Linked DNA regions of Mus musculus: region 2 is linked to region 1. A link is a loop called in an ENCODE intact Hi-C map of the cell type or tissue named here. Cell type or tissue: heart. All regions are shown on one strand.

Region 1 (2,500 bases):
CTCTGTTATCTTCTCACCTTTTCCCCCCAGACAGGATAGAGATAAGGTAAGGCATAAAGAGGCACAATCACTTATTTGGTCAAATAATAAACTAGATTTTAAAACACAGACCATCAACACCAGAATCCACTCTTAATCATTATGCTTAAAAAGTATATGGCAGTCTCTGAAGGCTGCTCTAAAAGAATTCGAAAGCTATTAGGCTAAAGCCTTCCTCACTAAAGCACATGCAGTTTTCTCATGGAGAGGTCGAGCTGGTGTCTACCTACAGCCCTCAGCCCTACTGACTGATTTTATGGTACTGGAAGATGCTCTGGATGCTACAAGAGGAGAAAGGTAAACACCAACCCAGCTACAAACCAGTCCACCAGTGATGCCCTGCCTGCACGCTGTGCTGGTGCGGTAGCAGCACAAATGTTGTGGTAGTAACCTGTCACTATCTGACTAGATTTAAGGTGGACCTCATGAGATGGAACCCGTGTCTGACGCTGCTTGATTGCCCAAGAACCCGAGACTAGATGGGCCAGGGACCTAGGGAGAAAACAAACACTACTGCTCTGCTAAAGGGACAAGATCACTCTTGATGACATTCCGCTCTCTCCATAGATCAGTGTCTTGCTCAGTCATCATCAGAGAAGCTTCCTCCTGCAGCAGGTGGGAACAAACGCAAAGACCCACCCTGGACAATGTGCAGAGTGTAAGGCTGTGGAACACTCAGTTCTGAGTGAGATTTCTCATTAAGTCCCAAGGAAGCGAGGTCTTCTACATACAGCAGGGCTGATACACGCGAGGAGTCATGGAGACTGTGGTAGCACACACAGGGACTGAAGAGGGCTAAGCCGGATGGGATCCCAGTGCGGACAAGGGAAGCAGACACAAGCTCCCATCCCCAACCCAGAAGCTATTTCCAATTGACAACTGCTCACAAGTGAAAAAAAAAAAGTTTTCTCCAACAGAGTGTTATTGGATATTTTGGAGACTTTTTTTTATGCGTTGTCTAGGTGGGTTTTTGTTTTTGTTTTGTGTTGTTTTGCTTTGCCTTTTGTTTATTTTGTTTTAACATTACAGGTCTTCTTATATGAGTTCATATTTTGTGTTTTTGTGGGATTTCTCTGTGTGTCTATGCCTGTATACCCCCCCCCACACACACACCAATACACACACCTTTAGCACCTTCTTTTTCTTGGTTGGTTTGTTTCCTAGTCTGGTTTGTTCTAGTTGGCTTTTGTTTTTAATGAGATAGGAAAGCAAGGGTGTGGATTTGGGTGGGTGTGGAGGTGGGGGGGGTATCTTGGAGGAGCTGGGGCACGGAAACCCATGATTATATTATATGAAGAATATTTTAATTAAAAAGTAATACACTTAGAACTTTAAAAAAATTACTAGATTATGTCCAGGGACCATGACCTATTTTGGATACTAAAATAATGGGGGTGGGGGGAAGTCCTTGGTCACTAGGTGGCGACAGAGTACCAGAAAAATGGGGCAGGTTCACCAGGCGCTGGTGATCCATGGTCCAAGGAATCCAGTCAATCAAATGTCCCAATCAATAGACAAAATGTCTTAGGGAAGTTATGTGTGCATTCTAATGAACAGATCCGAGACTGGCCAGAATGGGTGCTCGGCTGGCAGTGTGTCCAAACCTCAGGTGTCTAATAAAATTACTAAGGCTGGTTACTCACACAGGAGGCAGGAAGCCACAGATCTTTCTGAACCCATGGAGTTGCCTGCAGCATGAATTTCTGTATGGCCTGCTTGTGTTTTTGCTGGGAACATGTCTGCTCCTCCTATTTTGATTTATCCCAGATGCTTTTCTTTAAGAGTAATACGTAGGGGCTGGAGAGATGTCTCAGCAGTTAAGAACACCAAGTGCTCTTCCAGAGGTCCTGAGTTAAATTCCCAGCAATCACATGGTGGCTCACAACCATCTGTAACACCCTCTTCTTGTGTGTCTGAAGCGACAGTGTACTCATATAAATAAATAAATAAATCTTTTTTAAAAAGAGTAATATATAAAATCACGTTGTGCAAAAAGAAAATGTTTGGATGCTATGTTTTCATGTTTGACAACATAACGGTGTTCTATAAGCTGCTTATTTTAACGAGAGGCTTTTCCTTAAGTGCATGTAAATGTATTTTCTATCTGTCCCACCAGAATATTAGGTCTGTGAAAAGACTTATCTTCAAAAAATATTTTTGATTTTAAATTATGTGTGTTTGAGCATGTGCACATCCAAAAGAGAGCGAGAGTCCCTGGAGCTGGAGTCGGGGAGTTGTGAGCCACCTGACACGGGCGCTGTGAGCGGAACCAGGATCCTACAGAGGAGCGGTCAGTGCTCATGAGGCCTAAGCCACCTCTCCAGTCCCAAGACCTGTTTTTCCAATACTGTGTTCTTAGAGCCTAGGACCTTTGGGGGGAGTGTAAGAAATACGTGTTGACTGAATGTAGACTGCACATGGCAGCTTGCATGTGTGAGGCCCTAAGTTCACGAAAGAAAAA
Region 2 (2,500 bases), 110 kb before region 1:
AGACAAGATCAATATTCTTTTATTTAACATTTAACCTTTTCAGTCCTGCAAGGATTTTTCAAAAATCTATTTTTGGGGTGCTAGAGAGATGGCTCAGCCGTTAAGAGCACTTGCTGCTCTTGCAGACGGCCTAGGTTCTGGTCCCACCACCAATATTGAATGGCTCACAACCATCTGTTCCAGGGACTCTAGCACCTTCTCTGGACTTTGAGGGCACCTGCATGATTATGGTGCACATATATAGATTAGGGCACGTATGCGCACACACATGCATGTACACACACACAAAATGGTTTTAAAACTATTTACAAGTATTCAAGTTCATTGTATCATAATTTATCATTTAGTTACCAGACAATAAAGCTTCTCAAAAAAATTTACCACAATAAATAACACTATAGTGGGCATTTTAAGTCTTTGGTAAGAGTGTTGATCATGAATTTGCCTTTTTTAAGTTTTCAACATGAAATCATAAACGCTTAGAGTTCTTTGATTGGCTTGAATTTGTGCTCCTAACTTCTTCTCCTGTTGGGGGTTGGCGGGACCTCGAGCTTAGTCTCATGGAGCTCAGGTAGTCTTCTAAGTACCTGGTGGAGGATGACCTTAAACTCCTGATCCCCCTGCCTCCACCTCTTCCATTTGAGGGTTATATGAGCCACTATGCCCAGCTTCAGCTAACTTCGTGAGGCTACATTTGAATAACCGCTTTCAATGTTTCTGTGCACCTTGAAATTCTAAATGTTAAGCTTCCTACCACAAACTACCTCTTTGTACCAAGAACGTGGCGTTTCTTCTAGGCCCTCTTTTAGCTCTTCCCAAAAACCATGCTCCTGTTTTTAGACCGCTTCAAAAGCGGCCCTCGTCTGTGCTTCCGTTGAGAACCTGGTCGTTTTGCTTTCGGCAATAGAAATCGATGACTGAAATGGAGGAAAGACAAATTTGGAGTGAAAAGAACACTCCAGAAGAAAAAAAAAAAAAAAAAAAAAAAGCAAGTAAACCGGCCCCTCCCCTCCACTCCCGCAACTTTTATTTTACTAAAACAGGGTGGCAATTAGCAGAGACAAACCTTAGGTGGAGCTAGAGGCTGCTAAAAAACTGGCAACTGCCTGGAGCGCTAGAGCATCCCTTAGATCCGGGTTTTCCTTGCTGCTGGAGGCAGCCTGAGCTACCCCGAGAAGAGAGTACAGGCACTTCTCCCCGCTCCTACAGAAGGATGCCACCTGCTCATCCCGGTTTGAAGGGCTGAGGAAATCTCTCAGCCCCAGCTCCTGATAGAGTCTGTCTGAGGGTTAAAAAGCAGTGCCCAAGAGAGGATCTCTCAGGAGGAGTAACAGGACCCAGTCTCCCTCCTAGCCAGGGAATCACATTTCAGTCGCCTCCGAGCTGGCCGCATCTGTCACACCTGCCTAATTGGCTTATGACATCTGCAGAGCGCAGGAGAGCCTTGCATTTCATATGGGAAGCAGCTGGGGCACTGTGAGTCTGAGGCCAGCTTGAGCTAGAGGGCAGGTTCCAGGCCAGCATGCGCAACAGAGTGAAACTGTCTCTAGAAAACACAAAAATCCTACAACACTCTTGAAGGCAGGAAACAGCAAAAGTCACCATCCTGTCAGAGATAAAACCCGCACGAGTCTTCCTCCTGACCCCTCCCCCAACCCCCATGATGCTTTCTTCTTCACCCGCCCCTTGCCTTATCTTTGAAACATTTTCTTATGAATGAAATTCTCCCAGTTACTGAAGTCGCGATAAAAGCCCCTCCTTAATTGCCCCGACCGGAATGGAAACAGCAGTGTGTTTGTAATGGCTTCCCTGCCATTACAGTGTTATCATGTTGGTTTACAGGACAGCAGTGTATACTTAAAAATCACAATTATTACAATATAAAAGTAGGTGAAATAGGTTTAAATTTGCTCTTTTATTAATACAGGGACTCAATGTGTAGCTCATCACGGCCTCAAACTTCCTTTGTAGCACAGGTTGACCTCAAACTAGGAATTCTCCTGCCTCAGCCTCTCAATGCTTAGTAAGCATCCTAGCTCAGTGCTGGGATTACAGCCACTGCATGTGGCTTAGGAAAATATTTTCCTGACTGTTTGGCTAAATAGAAAATCCAACCTACCTGAGACCCTCAGCCTCAGCCTCAGCACCCCCTTCAGCCCTGAACCCCCTCGGCTTGTTTAACTCTTCCAGGCCGGGAACATGGCTCCCTTTTCAGCACCCTTTAACCACACAATCATGAAGTGCTCATTCACTGACAAGCCCTCTGGGTTTCTCTTCTCCTCAGTTCACTTAAGATAAAAGAAGTTGCAGAGAGAGAGGAGACAGCAGTCTGTCCTCTGACTGTACGTTAAATGTCCCCAAGGGCTCACATGTTGAAAGGCTCAGTCACCAGCCTGTGTCATTACCAGGAAGTGGTGGTGCCTTTAGAAGGCAGGACCTTGTGGAAGGAAATGATGTCACAGGCATTCGTCCTGAAGGGACCCCCCCCCCCCGGGGGTCC

Evidence for each region. Peaks named below come from ENCODE experiments on the same cell type or tissue, not always from the same donor. Only the 100,000 strongest peaks of a DNase experiment are listed, where the experiment ranks them.
Region 2: it touches region 1 in a loop (4-fold over the local background); 24 of 42 quality-filtered maps call a loop at or near these places.

Annotation. Positions count from the first base shown.
Region 1 is chr3:146,056,909-146,059,408 of GRCm38, forward strand. The region is part of intron 16 of Wdr63 (WD repeat domain 63); the gene reads right to left. Among named protein-coding and RNA genes, the nearest start is that of Gm35409, 21 kb to the left of the region's middle. In heart, a CTCF peak has its summit at 1,484 (motif pointing right); no DNase peak of the experiment used is centred here; H3K27me3 peaks cover 135 bases.
Region 2 is chr3:145,949,108-145,951,607 of GRCm38, forward strand. No RefSeq gene overlaps it. Among named protein-coding and RNA genes, the nearest start is that of 2410004B18Rik, 12 kb to the left of the region's middle. In heart, a CTCF peak has its summit at 1,071; DNase peaks (open chromatin) are centred at 1,154 and 2,444; H3K4me3 peaks cover 784 bases; H3K27ac peaks cover 1,237 bases.